Regions from separate parts of the Homo sapiens genome. Here region 2 is linked to region 1. The links are chromatin contacts, found by Hi-C or POLR2A ChIA-PET in ENCODE. All regions are on one chromosome and are shown on one strand. The core of a region is the stretch at or near the end of the contact, and the rest is flanking DNA. Distances in the headings are between cores, read along the strand shown. Region 1 has its middle 87 kb from the start of CACNA1E. Region 2 holds the start of DHX9 (DExH-box helicase 9).

Region 1 (5,676 bases), core at 1,610-4,109:
CGAACTCCTGAGCTCAGGTGATCTACCTGCCTCAGCCTCCCAAAGTGCTGGGATTACCGGCGTGTGCCCCCGTGCCTGGCCAAGAAGGACTGGTGATCTTTTCTGATGGGGGCAGTGAGTACTCATCTGGACTCAAGACCTTAAAAACCATTACATTTCAAGTACTTGGAAAAAATGTTTGTAACTTTCAACAAGCAGGTACCAAGAACCTTTTCCTGGGTTTGTGCTTTTGAAGAGCAGCTCGGGTTATGTTGTGTGACTGTCAGCCACTGTGGGACTGAGTGGGACTGAGTGCCTGAACCTGGGGATAGGAAGAAAAGTAGGGATTGGCTCCTAGTCTCTAGACAGGGCCTGTAAGGTACCCTGCAAGAGTGTGATGTGGTGACTTCAGTTGGCCAAAGGTGGCTTCTCAGGGGACGGTTGGTTGCTGACTCAGTCCAGGTGTGTGTGGAAGGTGCTTGATACAAGAATGGGAAGAGTGGTGGGGGAGTTTACTTTATCTCCAGCCAGACCTGGGTTCAAATCAGAGTTTGCCTTCTCACCACTTATGTGACTTTTGGAAACCACTTAACTTCTCTGAGCCTTGTAAAATGGGAGGTTTAAATAAGATAGCATATTTAAAGTGTCTGGCACATAGTAAGACTGATAAATGTGAATTCCCTTTTCTCAGTTTCTTCATCTGTAAAATGTGGATAATACAGAACATTTTGTGAGGCTTTTGTAACAATTTCAGATAATTTACTCATTCACTAAAATATTTTTAGTGTTGACTACATGCCAAAAATCCTTAAGGGTTTGGGGTATCTCATCAAATAAAACAGACATAGATACCGGCCCTTTTCTAGTTTAGATTTTAGCAGGGAAAGATAGACAATACACTATCATAAACAAATACAGCTTCTAATGCGTTGAAAGATGATAAGTGCTATGGGGGAAAAGGGGAAAATAGGATAAGGGGGATTGGGAGTGCTGAGGGTGGGGCAGTGTGCAGGATTCTACAGGATGGCTAAGACAGGCCATCATTGTTAAGGTGATATTTGAGCAAATATGTGAAGAAGATGACGGACTTAGCCAGAATGATATTTAGGGGAAGAGCATTCCAGACAGAAGAAACAGTCAGTGCAAATGCTGTGGGAGTGAGCCTGGCATGTTCCGAGAACAACATGGAGGCCAGTGTGGCTGGAGCAGAGGAAAGAGAGACTAGAAGGAGGTAGAGTCTGGGAAGTAACAGGAAGCCAGATGGTGCAGGGCCTTGCTGACCACTGGGAGGTCAGCTGTGGCTGTTACTCTAAGTGAAGGGAGGGTACATTGCAGGATGCTATGCAGAGAGGAATGATGTGCTCTGCCTATTTAAGAGGCTCACGCTGCACATTGGTTACTGTGTTCAGAATAGACTGTAGAGGGGTAAGGGTGGAAATAGGGAGACCAGTTAGAAGGTTGTTGCTGTGTCCAGATGAGAGATGATGGTGGCTTGTACCAGGATGGTAGCAGTGGATGGTGAGAAGTGACTCGATCTTTTTATATATCTTGTAGGTAGATTTAATAGCATTCACTGATGATTGGATATGGGGAATGAGAAGTATAGGAGTCAAGGACAGCTTGAGCAACCAGAAGGACAGAGCTGCCGTCAATTCAGAAGGAGATTGTGAAGCAGGCTTGGGTGGGAAAAGTTAGGAGTTCACACTTGGGCATGTTGAATTTGAGTTGTATGTTATATATCCAAGTAGAGAAGTCATGGAGGCACCTGGTTATATGAGTCAGAAATTTGGGAGAAAGGTCTGAGCTGAGTTATAAATTTTGGAGTTGACAACATATATGGTAATTCAAATCACATGACTGGATGAGGTCACCATCTTTTCTGATGGGGGCAGTGAGTACTCATTTGGACTCAAGACTTTAAAAACCATTACATTTCAAGTATTTGGAAAAAATATTTGGAACTTTCAACAAGCAGGTACCAAGAACCTCCTCCTGGGTTTGTGCGTTTGAAGAGCAGCTGGGGTTAAGAGCGGCATGAGGGCCTCCAGCTTAAAGAATCGAGGCAGAAGAAGAAAAGCCAGCAAAGGAAGTTGAGAAGTGATCCATGAGGTCGAAGGAAAACCAGGAGAGTGTGATGTCGTGGAAGCCAGATGAAGAAAGTGTTTCAAGGGGGCAAGAGTGATCAATTATGTCAAATAATGTGATGAGTCAAGTGTATTTGCTATCTATCATTGTGTAACAAATCACTCAAAAACTTAGCAGCTTAAAACAACAAAAATGTATTATCTCACAAAGTTTCCAAGACTTAGGAATCTAGGAGTTGCTAAGGTGGCTAGTCCTGACTCATGATCTCTTGCGGGTTGAAATTAAGTTGTTAGCTGTGGCCGCAGTCATCTCTAGGGTCAACTGGGGCTGGAGAATCCCATTCCAAACTCACTCTTGCAGTTCTTGGCACCCTATTTCCTGGCCATGTAGGCCATCTGAGTGGCCTCATGACATAGCATCTGGCTTCCCCCACAGCAAGTGGCCCAAGAGGGAGACAGACTGCAGGAGAGCACCCCAGACGGAAGCCACAGTCTTTTGTACCTAACTGTGGTAGTGTCATGCCATCACCTCTGAATGTTCTTGGTTACACAGACCAACCCTGGTACAGTGTGGGAGGGGACCGCACAAAGGTGAACATCCCAGGAGGTGGGGTCATCTTGGAAGCTGGCTACCACATCAAGCATGACAAGAACAATTGGTCATTGGGTTTAGCAATGTGGAGGGCATTGATAACCTTAACAAAAGCGTGGGGAGAAAAGTTTGATCAAAGTTGGTGTAAGAAGGGATGGGAGGAGGAGAACTGAGACAGTGAATAGAAATGACTCTTTTGAAGAGTTTGTCACAAAGGAGAACAAAGAAATCAGGAAATAGCTGATGAAGGAAGTGGTTTTTCTAAGATGAGAGAAACAACAGTATGTTTGCACATTGATAGGAGTAATCCAACGAGTGAAAAATTGATGACGCAGAAGAGAAAGGTAATTGCTGGAGCCTGGTCCTGAGTAGAACAATGTGGAATAACATAGAAACAGAGATTCCCTCAACCCAGAATAAATAGTTTACGCTAAAACAGATAAAATTACCCACTACATTCTTATAGAGACAAGAGGTATCAGATCTCAAGAGTTTAAGGAAAATAAATCACAGGAGAGAAATCTTAAAATTGGGAAAATTATTTCCATTAACTACTTCTTCTTCTGGGACTTGGGTAAAGACTGGAGCTACTTTATTTTAAGAGTAGAACACATCTGTCCAGCCTGCAGAAGATGCCTGGTTTGAACACCTCTGCAGCGAACCTGGCCAATGGAACAGCTGGGACTCCCTTGCAAGCTGCAGACCTGCTTTGTAGGGTAGTTCCAAGCCCTGAAGATAGGTGGGTTTTCTGCCACCAGATGAGGGAATTCTAGAGGCAACCAAACAGACCTTCACAGTAAAAAAGGGCAGAGGTCTACAGGAGCTCTCAGAATGTCTCTGGGAGGGTCAAGAGCATCAGTCCTCACTGATGCCTCCCATGCTCCCAGCAGGCCTCACATTATAGAATTCTCTTCTATTACTACGTCTCACCACAATAATGGTGGATGGGAACTCTGTCCTGAACCCTTACAAAACCCAGGCCCCTGCCTCGGTGAGTTTTTTGTTTATTTCCAGGCCGGAGTGCAGTGGCACGATCTTAGCTCACTGCAACCTCCACCTACCGGGTTCAAGTGATTCTCCTGCCTCAGCCTTCCAAGTAGCTGGGATTACAGGCATGCGTCACCACACCAGGCTAATTTTTGTATTTTTAGTAGAGACGGGGTTTCACCGTGTTGGCCAGGCTGGTCTCGAACTGGCCTCGAGTGATCCGCCTGCCTCGGCCTCCCAAAGTGCTGGGATTACAGGTATGAGCCACTGCGCCTGGACAGGGTGGGGTGTTTCAGCCTCTCATCACGTCACTAGGAAGACTCCAGGAAAAAGGAGGAAAGTGAGAAAAACTTTTGTATGGGCTACATCAGCGATGCTTAGAATCCAGCTCCAGGACCTGGTGTCCCTCCCCCTCATCCCGTCTTGTCCTTCCCTCTCCCTGCTGAGCTCCGCAGCCCTGGGGATTCCACATGTAGCCCTTACCCTTCTTGTACTCCAGTCAGTTCTCATTGGCATTCTCCTGGTTCTCAAAATGCTTTTACCCTATTGGCTAGGGCAAAAAATGACCTGAGAGATCCTGGACACTCTCCTAGCAACTGTGCCAGAGCTGGTGGCCATCGCCTTTTTGCAGAGACAGATGCTCCTGTAACAGGAACAAATCAATTAGCCAGCCTGCTGCTAATGTGCAAATGTCACCTTATTAAGCTAGTGTCTGCCTGGGGAAGCCGCCTCTTTCTCCTGTCCCCACTCTGAAGCTCAGCCCTCTGCTGTTGCTTCAACCTCTGTCTCTTCTGAGGTCAATTGTAAAATGAAACTGCTGCCATCTGAACATCTATGAAAGCCACAGGCTCTACCCAGATGCCTTGGCTGAGAGGAGGGGCAGTTTAATTTCCCTTCCTTCTCTGAAGAGTCTTGACGTGCAAGGACCAGCTCTCCCTTTATCACCATTTCCAGAAAAACACAAACAAGGCAAAACAAAATAAAAACAAAACTTTGCACCTATTTTTGGTGCCAAAACCTTAAATTAGATTAAGATCACATCAATTTCTTCCATAAGCTTTGTAGCTTAGGAAGTGCATGCTCACACTTTATTTTATTTAACCCTCATAATAAATCTATTGGAGGAAAGGACAATTATCTCCATATTACAGATGAGAAAACTGAGGCCCAGAGAGGTTGGCTGACTTGCTCAAGGATATTAAGCCAGTAAATTGCAAAGCCAGGGCTGGAAGAAGGGCAAGAAGGGCCAGAAAAGCTGATTCAAAGCGCAGGAACTCTGGAGGCACCTCCTGGCAGCTGGAGCAGGGTGTGCGGAGTGCCCTCCCTCCATGAGCTAAAGGAGGACTGGCTTCCATGAAGCACCAGCATTGCTCTGTCACCCCCACCCAACCTGGTCACCTTTCACTATGACCACTTTCCATCCTGTCTCACTTTCAGAAACGAGGTCTGAGCAGTGCAGCTGGACCTACTATAGTCATAGTTTCCACTGGCTTTGACTTCATCAAGCGAAAACCAACACCCCTTTGAAATCTGTAGCCCCATCCCTAAAAATCAGCCTTTCAGCTTGAATCAAAAGGCAAAAGGCAATGGAGATCCAACTGGAAACAGAGCTCCCTTCCTCCCTTCCAGGCAATGCTGCTGTGTAGAAGGTCACTTCAGAAATTCTGTCTACACTATGAGGACATAAATATTAGGGAGAATCTCCTCTGCCTCACATGAACCTGGGTCCTTCAGTGAGTCCCCCCACCACATCCCCTCAATCCTTTGATTCTTCCCAGTATTGTGACCTTTCCGTCCTTCCTCTGAAGTTGTAGGAGTTGATTCTTCCCAAAATAACCTGAGTAATGGCTTGCAGGAAAGTTACAATTAGCTTTTCACAGGGAAGAAAGTTTAGAGAGTTTTTTTTTTTTTAAAGGAAAAGAGGTAGAAGGAAAAAAAAAAAGCAAATGAAAAATCTTGTGGTCTTCTAAGTCAATTTAGAAAACACTGAGTTATTTCCGTAGAGCTATTCTGACAGGAGATACATTGATTTTT
Region 2 (5,650 bases), core at 228-2,727, 1.4 Mb after region 1:
AATGATCCTTTGTATTTCTGTGGTATCGGTTTAATGTCTTCTAGGCCCCTGCTGCTTTCAACACCCTGAAGGGTACAAAAAAAAAAAAATTAAGGTCTTTCCTTCAATGATTTTATTCTTAATTAAGGAGAACAATCACATGAAGAAAATAATAAGTAAATGATAAACTATGTTGTTCTGATTTTAAGAATGACAGTTTTAAAGGGAGTGATCACTATCAGCTAGAAGGATTAAGAAAAACATAAGGAAAGAGGTGAAAAATAAAGATCCATAGATATAATGAGCCCAGATAATTGATTAGTCTGGATTCCCTGGAACAATCCCAGCTGGAAATGTTTTGTATCATTACCTTCATGGGACGCACTGGAGTTTCAAAATTTAACAGTGACTAGTATAATAATTAAGGACACAATTATTCCAAAGACTTGGAACACAAAATTACTCCAAAGACTTGGAACACAAAAGGTTATCCAATTTAAACAAAAGCAACCTTGCAGATTTTATTCCTACCTTAAAGTAGTTTGCTGAGCACTTACAGTAATGTTCCAGGCACGGCAAGGAGCGACCTGCGTTAGCCAGGCAGAATGCCCGCCTTCACTGAGCTTATTTCTTTCATGGTTTTTTTTTTTTTTTTTGAGACGGAGTCTCGCTCTCTCGCCCAGAAAATGGCGTGATCTCGGCCCACTGCAACCTCCGCCTCCGCCCCCGACCCCGGGGTTCAAGCGATTCTCCTGCCTCAGCCTCCCGAGTAGCTGGGATTGCAGGAGCCCGCCCAGCCACCCAAGCAGCTGGGATTGCAGGCGCCCGCCCCCATGCCCGGCTAATTTTTGTATTTTTTTTTTTTTTTTTAGTAGAAACGGGGTTTCACCACGCTGGCCAGGCTGGTCTCAAACTCCTGACCCCAAGTGATTCGCCCACCTCGGCCTCCCAAAGTGCTGGGATTACAGTCACCACGCCCGGCCAGTTTATTTCTTTCAAGAGACACTGGCGTTCAGACTATCTGAATCAATCCGGTAACTACGCCCACTGAACACCTACTACATGCCAGGTATTGAACTAAGCCGCCCTTCATATGCCATCTCATGTAATTATCTCAACAACCCTACCAAGTTAGCAGCAAGGTTTCCAGTTCTGCCTTCGAAGGGAACCTCCTCTCACCGGAGATCCCTATGACAGACCCTGCGAAATATTTTGCTGCATCAGAATGCTACAGGCCGTCAACTCCCTAACATGCGCAAAAGCGGGCAGCCGATTATCCAGGGTAGTGGATTATCCAGGAGAGTGGATTATCCAGAGTAGCAGGTCTGGCGCGATGCCCGCCCGGCTCAGCCCATCTCCCTAGCAACGAAACCCTTCCGCGCCGCGAGGTTGCTGAGCCCCGCCCCCTCCATTGGCGCGCCCTCGCCATCCCCCGCCCTGGCACGCGCTCTGCGCATGCGTACGCTCGCTGGCCCCGCCCCCTAGCGCCGCGGTCGGAGCCATTTCGCCGATTCCTCCATGCGAGTTGCTGTGCGTTTCTCTGTTGTCTCGGTAGAAGGCCAGAGTCACACACGGTCCTAAGAGCTGGGCACCAGGAAGCGAAGGCTGGTAAGGGAGAGACGTTCCGGCTACCATGCGGGGCGGCGGGGTCGCGGGCGGGCGCCGTGGACCATGGCTCCGCAGCCGGCTTTGTTGCGAAGCGCGGGCGGCGGCGGCGGCTGGGGGTGGGGGAAGGGACGAGCCGCCCGCGGGTCCCCGGATTGCGGGTTGCGTGCGCGCCTCGCCGCGATGCGCTTGCGCCGTCCGGGCAGCCTGTGGCCCCCTCCCCTCTCCTCCGCCCAGCGTTTCCCGCTGCTGCCTCTAGCAGGCAAAGCGCGCTTCCTCCTCTGGCCTGCGTACGCCGGGGCACCGCGGCGGCTGAGGGAAGGGGGTGCTTCGCCTGTGGTGGTTGCCGCCGGGGCGCCACTGGCCTAGGGCTCTTCATTCATTCAAGCCACGAATAACTGGCGCCGTCGTGCAGGCCTTGTGGGTAGAGGAAAAAAAATTGAAGAATGTAAAGGGAGAGCGCCTTTGGCTAGTATAGCGAGGTAAGGCGTCTCGAAGGAGGGAGGCTTTGAGCTGATAACCTCGGCCAACGCGAAGGAAAAGCAGAGCCTGCAGAAGCGGAAGGGATTAGTTATCGCTTAAGGGCAGAAACTGGGCGGGAGCTGAAAGCAGGCCATGTGACTGGAGTGTGGCGAGAAGGCCTTCAAAGGAGAATGGGTTTTAGGGTGGCAAGAGTGGAAACAAAAACCGTGTAGGACAATATTTCACTAGCCCGGGTGTGCAGTAGTGGTGGCAGGAGAGATGGGGAGAAACGAATGGATAGGGGACGTATTTTGAAGCAGAAATGCGTAGTGGTGGAAGGTAGTAGATCTGGAGTCAGGCTACGTTTTCTGGAATTCTTGCGCCTTTTTTTTTTTTTTTTTTTTTGCAAGAGTCTCGCTCTGTCGCCAGACTGGAGTGCAGTGGCGCGATGGCGGCTCACAGCAACGTCGGTCTCCCGGGTTCAAGTGATTCTCCTGCCTCAGCCTCCGGAGTAGCTGGGACTACAGGCGCGCGCCACCACGCCCAGCTAATTTTTGTATTTTTAGTAGAGACGGGGTTTCATCATGTTGGCCAGGATGGTCTCGATCTCTCGACCTCGTGATCCGCCTGCCTTGGCCTACCAAAGTGCTGGGATTACAGGCGTGAGCCTCCGCGCCCGCCCGAATTCTTGCTCTTATAATTAGGAGCTCTGTCTTCCTGAAGCAAGATATTCTTTGTCTCAGTTTCCCCTTCTCTAAAGGGATAGTGATCTTACCTGTACAAGGTTACTAAGGATTAAGTAAAATAGTTCCATTTAGATGATCTATTATGGATATTGTTTGACACACATTAAGGGTTCTACAAGGGATAGCTATGGAGAATCTTAAGGGAGTGGACGACTCTCAACTTGTGCCAGGAGTAACTTGGTGGATGTCGTACCGTTTATGGAAACCGAAATGTAGGGGTAGGGTGTTGGAACAGATTTGAGGGGAAATTTAAAATTCTGTTTTGACTGAGATGCCAAGTTAGCATGCAAATGGGTGAGTTAGTGCCACAGTTGGATGAACTTAATTTTGGACTTTAAAGAGAAACGACGGGCGGGCGCGGTGGCTGACGCCTGTAATCCAGCACTTCGGGAGGTTGAGGCGGGCCGATCAAGAGGTCAGGAGATCAAGACCATCCTGGCCAACACGGTGAAACCCCGTGTCTACTAAAAATACAAAAAATTAGCTGGGCGTGGTGGCGGGCGCCTGTTGTCCCAGCTACTCGGGAGGCTGAGGCAGGAGAATCGCTTGAACCTGGGAGGCGGAGGTTGCAGTGAGCCAAGATCTCGCCCCTGCACTCCAGCCTGAGCGACAGAACGAGACTCCGTCTCAAAAAAAAAAAGAGAGAAAAGACTAAAGTTTAAATATATGTATTTGGGCATCGATAGCATGTAGTTGGTATTGAACATTATGGGGTTGTAAGAGACTAGGGAGACAGGAGTTTGATAGTATAGTCCTTCGTATTTCATATTACTCATTCACCATGAGGGCTTGTTGTTTAATTATTCACGAGGTGGAATTTCCAGATAAACATTTTCAGCTTTCCACGGCTTTTTTGTTAATAGGACATTCCCTTCGCCAAATGGATGACCAGAGTTAGACTGTGGCCACTCAGACGTAACAAATTTATGCTAGGGGTGCAGTTTGATGACGTTAGACTTAGGTGCTAACAAAATGCATCAAACGTGAAACGTGAAGCAGACGGTTTAATGCTGGTAATGGGATTTCTTCTCACAGCAAACTAAATTCATAGCATATTTTATTTTCTCTGGTTATAAATGTGGTCTCATATCTTGCTTACAGTTTAGACTCAGCATTTAGACTGATAGGCTCCATATCTTGTGGTATTTTATAGACTTGTTGCACTTCAAGAAAACTTTAATATCCTCAAATTTTAATAAAAAGGCCTAAAGGAGAGATTTGGTATAGAACATTTAAGTTAATAGGTTACCGTCTTCAGTACTGAGTGCTTAATGTATTTGAACTTTATTATATTATTAATACATGGCCTACAACTTTGGGGACAATATGCTAGTGGTCATAATCAGAATGAGAATAAAACATTGAATTTATATGCAAATGATAACTTTCTTAATATATAGTAGTTTGGATTTGAATTTAGGCCTCCACGGTGGGTGACTTGGAAGTTACTTTTTTAAATCTTAGTTTCTTACTTCCTGAAAAGACAATGATAGTACCCACCATATCTGTGTGCCATTGTTGTGAGGATGAACTGAGTTAAATATATAAGGTGCCCGTTGTAGAATATAGGGCCTTATATAAAATACTTTGTAAGAAAAGATAAAAATCACTCTTAGTCCCCAAAGATAACCATTTTAGGGGGTATTTCTTTCCAGTCTTGATCATGTATATGTACTTTTCATGAAGTTCAAATCATACCGTTTTGTATCCTTTTTCTTACAACATATAAACGTTCCAATTATGTCGTTAAAATTTATGGGGAGTCTTAATAGCAACATGATAGAATATCCTATGTTTAACCCAGATTCAGTAATCTAGATAATTGGTTCCTCCCAGTTTTTGCTATTATAAATGCTGTTTTTAACTGACTTTTGTTTTCTTAGATCTGAAGAAGACACTTGAATCATGGGTGACGTTAAAAATTTTCTGTATGCCTGGTGTGGCAAAAGGAAGATGACCCCATCCTATGAAATTAGAGCAGTGGGGAACAAAAACAGGCAGAAATTCATGTGTGAGGTACTGAAGAATACAGTTTGCATTTATGTGATTTATGAGGTTCATTTTGGGGTTAAAAGAAAAATGTTTTCTGTTTGGAGATGTTAATGTGTTGCACATTAGGAAACGACAGTTCTTTATTGTGACTTGACTGCTATTGTAAATCATTTTCAAGTCAGCATTACTTTTAAAACAATCTGACAGGTAAATTATTCTAATTAGAGCCTATATCTTCCTCAGCTTCCTCAGTACCAGTAGTGGGGATGGGAAAAGTTGGATCAACTGTTTGCAGTTTTATAAGCACGTTTAGAAAGCAGAGCAATTCTTGATTGCTTCAAATCAAAGTGCTTAAATACAAATGGAGAGCTTGTTCATGGATATTACAGAATCAGATTTTAATGTGAACCTTCTGTTATATGAGAAAAAAAAATCTGAGCCACTTAAATTATTTTTGGATACAACACAATTTAAGCTTTTTCAGTAGCTCATGCATTCTCTTATTTTTATATTTATATTTATAGAGTATATTTCCTAAAGTTAGCTGTTTGTTGTCTCTTAATGGACTACTGAATTACGACTTTTTAAAATCTCAGAATTACCCAGGTCAGTCTCTTAGTACTTTTTTTTTTTTTTAAAGGTTCAGGTGGAAGGTTATAATTACACTGGCATGGGAAATTCCACCAATAAAAAAGATGCACAAAGCAATGCTGCCAGAGACTTTGTTAACTATTTGGTTCGAATAAATGAAATAAAGAGTGAAGAAGTTCCAGCTTTTGGGGTAAGTACCTATGGCGAAGCACTTGAGATGTATGTTGTAAAGTTGTACAAACTCAATATGCGTAAGAGACTCAAGATAGTAATTT

The links. A loop is a pair of places that touch in the nucleus more often than their neighbours do. ChIA-PET counts read pairs that join two places held with the same protein, here RNA polymerase II (POLR2A). Pooled maps may share reads with other maps.
Region 2: a loop to region 1 is called in a pooled map, with 2.9 times the contacts of the local background. The contact joins the promoter of DHX9 here to the enhancer-like site in region 1. A Hi-C loop is called at or near these places in 3 of 50 pooled maps. POLR2A ChIA-PET finds 5 or more read pairs at or near these places in 2 of 52 experiments (GM12878 and T-cell).

What each region holds. Positions count from the first base shown.
Region 1 is chr1:181,393,677-181,399,352 of GRCh38, forward strand. It overlaps a transcript of CACNA1E not described here. Among named protein-coding and RNA genes, the nearest start is that of CACNA1E, 87 kb to the right of the region's middle. RefSeq lists an enhancer at 4,837-4,946. Within about 2 kb of position 2,860, at least 2 of the 41 ENCODE cell types and tissues checked have a DNase peak (open chromatin) inside an H3K27ac peak, as active enhancers do.
Region 2 is chr1:182,837,870-182,843,519 of GRCh38, forward strand. DHX9 (DExH-box helicase 9) reads left to right here and starts at 1,478. Exons shown (of 28, transcript NM_001357.5): 1 at 1,478-1,587; 2 at 4,676-4,808; 3 at 5,425-5,565. The coding sequence starts at 4,698. It overlaps DHX9-AS1 (DHX9 antisense RNA 1), which reads right to left and starts at 1,722. Exons shown (of 2, transcript NR_148933.1): 1 at 1,443-1,722; 2 at 1-65. RefSeq lists an enhancer at 1,103-1,944 and a silencer at 1,368-1,797.